Linked DNA regions of Mus musculus: region 1 is linked to region 2. Evidence: chromatin contacts called from ENCODE Hi-C or POLR2A ChIA-PET data. All regions are on one chromosome and are shown on one strand. The core of a region is the stretch at or near the end of the contact, and the rest is flanking DNA. Distances in the headings are between cores, read along the strand shown. Region 1 holds the start of Ptbp1 (polypyrimidine tract binding protein 1). Region 2 overlaps Palm (paralemmin).

Region 1 (4,274 bases), core at 1,665-4,164, 52 kb after region 2:
AGCAAGGCAAACAAACAAGAAATAACAACCTGTAGACGATTTCCTTTGGTGGAGACACTGGCCTTGTTTCCCTTTTATAGAGGAATAAACTGAGGCTTGTGTCTATCTTCCTTGTATTGTTCTGAGAGTTTCACTTGGCCCTGGCTCTGAGGGCCCCTCTTCCCTGCCTCCATCTCCTCCTACAGGGGAGTATCACTTTCCCTGGTAACAAGCAGGCTAGTGTGCCTCTCAGACAAAGGCCAGGTGAGCTGTCCCTCCTCACCTCAATCATTCATGAGCAGCAGCTGGCAAGGCTGAGGTGGGCGCTGGGCAGGCTGGAGACAAAGTCAGGCCAACCATGTGGAAGAGCTAAACAATGCAGTGTCTTCCCCAACAGGTGTTCTGCAGAGACAGGGAGGCAGTAAAAATGACTGCTCACTAAACCATGGTTCTCTCCCAAAAGCCAGCCCACTTGAGGACATTTGGGGTGCAGGCTTCCTAAGCCATTCGCAACCTTGAGATGGGTTACTGTGACCAGCGATGGTTGGGGCCCTGGGCGTGATCAGTGAGCAGCAAACACGGGTCTAGTTGGGCGGGGTGGGAGTGAGCTCCAGCCCTAGCACCACAAAGGTTCTTTGTAGATGCAGTTCAGGGTCCCGAAACTGAAATTATCCAGGCCGGATTTAGTAGGAGACAGTCTGAAGACAGAAGCACACACAGGGACTCTGTCACAAGTCCCGGACACTTGGAGCTCCAGAATCTGGGAGACAGAAAAGGCACTTCCTGTGCAAAGCCCGGCCTCAGACTTCTGGGCTCCAGATGCAAGGCTCACATCTGTGACGTTAGAGGCAGTCCATTGTGGGCGCTGCATCACAGCAGCAACACAGAACATTAATCGTTTTTAAAATATGCTCTGGCAGCTTTGAAAAAGGAAGCCAGGATCTCCTGTGTGCTGGGCCAGTGTCCTAATGCTGAGCCATACTCCCAGCCCCTAACTGAGGCATTCTAGGCTGGGGCTCCACCCCTGAGCTACACTCAACTCATTGGGGAATTCTAGGCTGGGGTTCCACCCCGGAGACACACCCCTAGGCCCTCTTTGGGGGGTTCAAAGCAGAGGTTCCCCCTCCCCCTGCCCTCTTTACTATGTTGACCAACCTGGTCTTGAACTCACTCTGGCTAGGCATAGAGGCACAGACCTGTCATTTCACCACAGGATTCGGAAACAGGACAATCACTGCTGGCCAGTCTGAGATATGAATTCCAGGACAATCTGGGTCACAAAGTTGAGAATTTGTCTCAAAAACAATTCTAGCTGGGCATGGTGGCACACACCTTTGATTCCAGCACTCAGGAAGCAGGGGCAGTGGATCTATGTGAGGCCAGCCTCAGGCTGGGTCTCTGCAGCGCAGGGGTTGGGATTCGGAATTAAATGTTCCCCACTGGGTAATGGAGGTCTGATTCGGATCAGGAAGCAGATAAGGAATTGAAGGTGAACAAGACCATTCAGTGGTTCCGGGAAGCAAGGCGTGGTGGGGCTGGCCATTAACTCAGGAGGCAGATCTCTGGGCCTTAGAGGCCAGCAGGAGTTCGGTATAGCCAGGGCTACACACAAACCGTTTTCATAAGAAAGGTTCTGGGAGGTCTCTGAAATGGCTTTCAACAAACTCTGCTAGTGTAGACCTGTGCTTCTTGGACATGAGCAGCCTCCAACTTCACTGGCAGCCACCCGTGCAGGTTAGCTTCTGAGGGTGGGGCTCCTGCTTGGCACCAGCCACCCAGAGAACAAAAACTGGCAGCCAACCTTATCCCTGATGGTCCAGCCAGGACCTGATGGGAGTCCCAGAGGGCTCAAATCCTATGCCTTGTTGTGTGTGTGTATGTGTTTTCTAAATCCGCGAGACGGTCCTGATTAGTGATTCTGGGCCTTCAAGCTAGCTGCTGTGCCGGCTGGCTGGGGCCTGAAAGACCTCACTCCCAGCGCGGCCTCCATGGAAATCGGCAGCCGCCCCTAATCCAGGCTGGAATCCTCTGGCACCAAGCCCGCGTTGGGGCTCCAAGGCTGTTGGGCCCCTGGCCAGATCTGCAAGGAAACCAGTATAGCCGCCAGCCCCTTTGCCCCGCCTCCCACGAGCCCTGTATTACAGAAAAGGGAGGCCAGTGCTCTGGGCTCACCTCCCGTGCAGGGCGGAGGAGAAACTTTTCCCCCTTGCCTGGCTTTTTTTTTTTTTTTAGCAGATAACCAGGCAGACAAGAATCCGGATAGTTTGTGCCTTTGGGAGTCCTACCAAAGGATCTGTTTTATAGCCTGCACTAGGCCTTGGAGAACCCGTCTTGCTTTGTGATACCCCAGGACTGGAAGGCAGAATCCTGGCTGCTGGGGTGAAGGTACAAGAGGGCGGAGTTTCGTCCCTCCAGTGGATTCTGCGGCTGCTGAGTTTGTAGCCTCGTTTCCCCAGCTTTAGGCAGAACCAGCCACACTGCGGCTCCTTTCCTCGGTTTCCCCATCCCTGCGACACAGATGGAGCTTGGCTGCTGTGGGTAGACAAAAGACGGAAAGAGATGATTCACAATCTAGTCGCGACTGCGTCTATGAAGCACGTGGCCTCCACCTCGTTGCGATCTAGTCCAGGAGAAACTCGGTTGAAAGGCCAAATTCTGGCCACGTGACCACAAGCAAGCTAGGGCAATACGGGGTTTTCTGCCCGCTTCTAAGATGGCGAAGCAGCTTGCTTTACTCTCACGTTGGAGGCTAACGGCTTCCAGTGCCTGCTTGCAATATGGAGGCAACCTCCAGAATGCACGCTTCTCTGCGTCTGACCCGCCACGTACCCACTCTCAAGATGGCGTCCCACGGGTCGAACAAAGGCTCGCTCATTGGCTCAGATGGTATCACGTGCGTCTACTCATTCACTCCCTCCCCCTCCCCCACCGGCCGTTTCCGTCTTCCGTCTTGACTGACGGCCGTCCCGCCCAACAGCTGTCTGCTGTCTGGATGCGTTTCGCCCTTGGAGTAACCTTTTGACCAATAGAAGGCCCTGGCGGGGGCAGGCGGGGTTGACCACGCCCACAGACCGCAGCGGGAACCAATGAGGATCGCGCGCGGGGGACGTGTGCGGGCGTCTCCGCCATCTTGTGAGTCTATAACTCGGAGCCGTTGGGTCGGTTTCTGCTATTCCTGCGCCTCCGCTCCGTTCCCCGCGGGTCTCTTCCGTGTGCCATGGACGGGTAAGTCCTGCCGCGCCCCTCGCACGCCGCTCCGCTCACCACTCCGTCCCAGCCATCGCTGCCGCGCGCGTGGACTTTTGGCCCCCGCCGATCCCTCTAACCGCTGCAATGGGCGCGTGCGTGTGGCCTCGTTCCGCGTGGCGCGCTCGGAATCCCGGGCGTCTGAGGCCCTTAAGGAAGCCGGTTGGCTTAGGGCGACCGCACCCAGCTTTCGGCTCCCCTTAAGCCCCTCGCCCAGCGCACTTCCGGTGCCCGCGCGGTTCATCCGGAGGAACCCAGCGCCCCCCTCCCGCCCTCCGCGTGCACGCGCGCTCCCTCCGGTGAGACGCGCTCACTCGGAGCGGCTCGGCCGCTGCGATCCTTCCCGCCTGCCGTGCTCCAATCCGGCCGGCTCGCCCTGTGCCCCGAGCAATGTCGCTTCGCACGCCGCATGCGACCCCGGGTGCGCGCGCGTAGTAGGGCGCGCGCCCTGGTGCGGGCACGCGCGCGGACCTGTGCCGAACGCGCCCGCCCTTCCCGCCTGGGGGGAGGTGTCCGGAGGAGGCCTCCAGGGCCCCCCATTGGAGGGGCGGGTGGGCCAGAGTGAGGTTCAGTTCGGTCTCCGGTGTGGGCGCCGGCCTGGCATCCGTATCTCCCACATGCTTCCCGGATGCCCCCTCCACTGGCAACTTTTTGTAGTTTTCGGTTTGTTTTGGAGACCGGATCTCATTGTAGGCTGGTCTGAAAGATCTGCTTGCGCTTGCCTCTGCTTGCGTAGTGATGGGACTAAAGGCCTGCGTCACCAGGCCCCGACTTTTTTGTTGAAACTTTTTGTTTGGCTTTTGGATAAGGACTGGCCTTGAATTCCTGATTTTCCCCACCTTAACCTCCCTAGTGCTTTGAGTCACCAGGCTTAGTAAGCGGCTTTCCTTTTAACACGATTCTGAAAAGTAGTTTGGCCTAGCTTCAAGCTGAGTACCTATGGCAGTCCTCCTGCCTCAGCCTTCTAAGTGCTGAGATGACAGACAGGAGTCTCCAGTTGCCTCCTTTGAGCAACTTACCGAGGATCTTTGAGCGGGGTGTGGTGGTGC
Region 2 (4,391 bases), core at 1,732-4,231:
CTGGCTTCCTAAAAGTATTTTTTAGTTACATTTTATTTGTGTGTATGGAATGGGCATGCATGACACAGAAGACATGAGCAGAAGAAGTTAGAGGACAATTTTCACAAGTCTGTTTTCTGTGGGTCCTGGGGCTCGAACTTATGTTGCCAGGCTTGACAGCAAACTCCTTTATCCACTGAGCCCTTCTCCTTGGTCCCAAAAGTGGTTTTTAGTCTGAAATGAACTTCTGGACTGGAAGTCTAAAAATCTCTAAATCTGAATCTCTTTTTCTCCCCACCCTCCTTGAGATGGGCTAGCCTGGGGCACACACATACACCGCCTCCTGCTGCCTCAGCCTCCTGAGTGCTAGGGAACCAGGGTGTGCATCAAAGCTGGATTAAAATCCGAAACCTGGGTCCTGCAGGGATGGCTCAGGGGTTAAGAGCAAGTACTCTTCTCCCAGAGGACTTGGGTTTTGTTCCCAGCCTCTACCTTAGGCAGCTCACAGGTCCCTGCAACCTTGGTCCCACAGGCAACTCACAGGTCCCTGCAACCTTGGTCCCACAGGCAGCTCACAGGTCCCTGCAACCTTGGTCCCACAAGATCTAGTGCCTCAGCCAGCCAGCAGCTGCACACACGTGGTGCACATACGCTCATACAAGCACACACAGAAACGTAAGAAACCGCGCTGCATTTTAAATGGAACATTTTGCACCTGGCCCTGCGGTGGTCCCTCCTGAAGCAGGTCGAGTATGCAGCATGCAGTGCTTCTGGGGCTGAGGTCCCTTGGAGAGGCCACTCTCCTGGCATCGCATGAACCCTGGGCTCCATTCCCAGCATCACAGAAAGCAGGCATGGATGGGACACAGGCAGGAGGGTCAGGAATTCCCGGTCATCCTTGGCTTCGTACAAAGTCCAGCTGTGCCCTGGGTTACCCGAGACCCTGCTGCAGAGAAAAGATGGCGTTCTGTGTATACCTGAATCAACTGCATTTTGTGTTAAGTTGGTCCCTTTCCATTTCCTGTAAAGGGACATTAACCTACATATTGATGCAACGTATTTGACCATAACGTATCTGCTCTCCAGCGGTGGTTCTCCACCCACGGGTCACAGCCCCACAAGCCTCTCACAGGAGTCACCTAAGACCATGGGAAAACGCAGATGCCCACATTCCTAACAGTACTGAAATTACAGTTATGAAGTAACTATGAAATAAGTTTATGATTGGGGTCACCCAACCCCCACCCAACATGCGGGACCGTATGAAAGTGTTGCAGTAGCAGGAAGGTTGAGACCCACCGCGCCACAACACCCCACTACCCCAAAATGAAGCTCCCACCGGCAGCAGTCACTCCACCCTAGGTCTTCAGCTTCCAGTCTCCGGATGGAGCCCCACACTGTGCAGGGGTGCGGCCGCTCCTGTCGTTCCGTCACTCCGTGCCGTGACATATGCTGAAGCTTTGCGCTTTTTGTTCTTTTTTTTTTTTTAAGATTTATTTATTTTATGTATGTGAGTACACTGTAGCTGAACAGATGGTTGTGAACCTTCATGTGGTTGTTGGGAATTGAATTTTTAGGACCCCTGCTCACTCCTCACTCCAGTCAACTCCGTTCGCTCCAGCCCAAAGATTTATTTATTATTATACATTGTAGCTGTCTTCAGACACGTCAGAAAAGGGCGTCAGATCTCATTACGGTTGGTTGTGAGCCACCATGTAGTTGCTGGGATTTGAACTCAGGACCTTCAGAAGAGCAGTCAGTGCTCTTACCCGCTGAGCCATTTTGCCAGCCTGCTCTTTTTGTTCTTATGGGACACAAAAAATGATGAAGTGTCATGAGTCATGGAGGTTAGGGCTAAGGAGTGTTTGAGCTGAGAATTAAGATGGTCAGGGGTGGCCTGGGTGAGATCTGGGGGAGGCAGAATGGCAAGCACCAAGGTTCAGGGGACACAGCAGGCTCCAGATGTTTGAGGATCGCTCCTGGAAGTGTTGGGGGGGGGGGGGAACGACGTGTCTGTGGAAACTGATCTCTGCATTAGAATATGCCTGAGTTTTCATTTCACCTGTGAGGATCCAGGGCAGGGTCCAGCTTCTCATCCAACCACAGGTTAGTGGCCAAAGTCTCCATTCCCCTGGCATGGGCCTGCCCTGCTGGGAGATGACTGAGTCTCCCCTCCAGCCTGAGGAGACTCCCTGCAGAGCTCCCTGGGGGAAGAGGCTGTGCCCAGCTTATCTTGGGGGATGGAAAGGCTGGAGCTGATGAAAAGAAGGGAAAGCCAGCCTAAGGGATAGGGTTAGGTTAGGGTTTAGAGCCTGGGGTGGTGGTGGTGGTGGTTTGCGTGTTTCTAAATGTGTCAAATAGTAAGAGCCCAGGAGACACGGGGTGCTCCGAGGGGAGGGGGTGCCAGACAGGTGGATTGGGCAACCCCACACTGGAGGCTTCAGTGGGGGAAGGGCTGCCCTGTCAGTCCCCACTCATCACCGCCCCCTCCCCTCCCGGCCAAGGTTACCATCAGCGCTTTCCTTTCATTTAGCTTCAGGAATGTTCTGGGCACTGGGCTCCATGCCTGACCAGCTTGATCCCTCTCATTGCTGCCCTGCCGGACACTGGAGCTGCCCAGGCTGTGGAAGGAGAAGCATGGTCAACACCCCCTGTGCCCCTCCCCCACCCCATCCCTGCCTGAGCCGCCCTGGCCGCTGGGTGACCTTGGGCCTGTTGCATAACCTCTCTGGGCCTTGCAAAAACAAAACTGGAAGCCAAGGCTTGGGCTGGGCTGTCACTGGCTTCCCATTATCTCATCTGGAGCTGAATTATCTCAGGAGCTGGGAGATGAGGCCCTCCCTGGTCCTCAACCGCCCACACAAAGCAGCAAAGGAGCCCAGATCCCCCACTGGGTGCCCGAAAATAATCCCCAGAAGGTGCGACTCCTTGAGTGGCAGGCTGAATGGGCATGGGGTGCTCCGAGCTGGTGCCCACTGTCTCCATCTCCAGAGGCACCAGGACAGGCTCAGCAGAGACCACAAGTCACCTGGCTGGGGACACACAGCTGGCAGCACGCCATCTGTCTCACTAAAACTAAATGTCAGCTTCTCCATGCTTATACAAGACCTTTGTAGATATGGCCTCTATTTGGTGTTTCCCAGCCCCTACCCCAATCCAAAGGTCATCCCACGGGGGTTTCTCGCAGGGTGTGTGTAGCCCAGGCTGGCCTCAAGCTTACTGAAAGTTCCCTTGCTTAGCCTCCCAAGCACAGGGATGGTAGACATCCGCCACTGTGCCCCGCTCTATTTGCACACACACACACATATAAAATAAAACCTTTTTTGTTTTGGTTTGGTTTGTTTTTTGAGACATTGTTTCTCTTTCCCAGAACTTGCTCTGTAGACCAAGCTGGTCTCGAACTCAGAGATTTGCCTGCCTCTGGGGTGCTGGGATTAAAGGCTTTTGCCACTATGTCCCTGCTTATTTTTATTTTTATTTTTGGAGATAAGAGTCCCACATAGCCCAGGCTGCTTCCCAGCTCTCTGTGTAACTAGGGATGACCTTGAACTGACTCCCGGAACCCCATCCTCCTGAATGCGGGGATGACCTGGGCCTCTTACATGTTTGGAGCAACTCCCACCATCTCTACCTCAGCCCCAAAGTCTCTTTTCACTCTGTATTTTGATACCGGGTCACACCAAGTTTTTCAGGCTGGCTTTGAACTCACTATCCTCCTGCCTCAGTGTGTCTATTGCTGAAATCACAGGCTGCGCCTGTAGATATGATTTGGGCTTAATGATTTGCATATTTCTTCCCTCTTAACCTTCATTGCCTTGTCCGGACCCTTTCTAGGGAGATGTGTGGGCACGCCAAAACCAAAATAGGAGTAAAACGCCCTCTCCCCGCACCCCTTAAAGCTACTGGATGTCTCGCAGCCCCCTAGCACTGGGCCGGGGGTGGATGCTCAGCGCAGGCTCCACCTCCACACTCGGGGCCTCGCGTTGCCATGGGGACAGCGAGGTTGCCAGGGCGACCGCCTCCCGCGGGCCCGCCATCCACCGTGGCAGTGGCGCCTGGGGGTGGGGAGGGGTGCGCAGGGAGGGCTCAGCTGCGCGCACTGTACTTGTGACCAAGCAGCGACAATATGGAAAAGGAAGGGACTGAGGGATGGAAGTTGTCTTCTTGGGACATTGCCTCTATGTCGGCTGGCTGTGTCCGCTTGACTTTCATCAGGCCCTGGACTGGGGACAGGCCGTCCAGCTGAGGACACTGACGGCTTTGTTGTCTCACCCGCCCACAGCTGTCCCTATGTCCCGCCTGTGGCCACCTGATTCTTTGATGGGGGGAGTTAGACACTGGGTGGGTAGTTCAGCGTGGCCCTTCTTCCCGAGGGTCTTTAATCTTTTCAATTTTATATTATATGTAAGTAC

Evidence for each region. A loop is a pair of places that touch in the nucleus more often than their neighbours do. ChIA-PET counts read pairs that join two places held with the same protein, here RNA polymerase II (POLR2A).
Region 1: POLR2A ChIA-PET joins it to region 2 with 31 read pairs in Patski. The contact joins the promoter of Ptbp1 here to the enhancer-like site in region 2. A Hi-C loop is called at or near these places in 1 of 37 maps with a recorded cell type or tissue (gastrocnemius). POLR2A ChIA-PET finds 5 or more read pairs at or near these places in 3 of 5 experiments (Patski and embryonic stem cell).

Annotation. Positions count from the first base shown.
Region 1 is chr10:79,851,518-79,855,791 of GRCm38, forward strand. Ptbp1 (polypyrimidine tract binding protein 1) reads left to right here and starts at 2,915. Exons shown (of 14, transcript NM_001077363.2): 1 at 2,915-3,204. The coding sequence starts at 3,197. E130317F20Rik (RIKEN cDNA E130317F20 gene) reads right to left here and starts at 3,454. Exons shown (of 1, transcript NR_029447.1): 1 at 1-3,454.
Region 2 is chr10:79,799,883-79,804,273 of GRCm38, forward strand. All of the region lies in intron 1 of Palm (paralemmin), which reads left to right. Gm40713 (a long non-coding RNA gene) reads right to left here. Exons shown (of 4, transcript XR_871867.3): 2 at 2,042-2,600; 3 at 695-925. Among named protein-coding and RNA genes, the nearest start is that of Gm40713, 5.0 kb to the right of the region's middle. Within about 2 kb of position 2,982, at least 3 of the 3 ENCODE cell types and tissues checked have a DNase peak (open chromatin) inside an H3K27ac peak, as active enhancers do; they include gastrocnemius, where a contact is called at or near this core.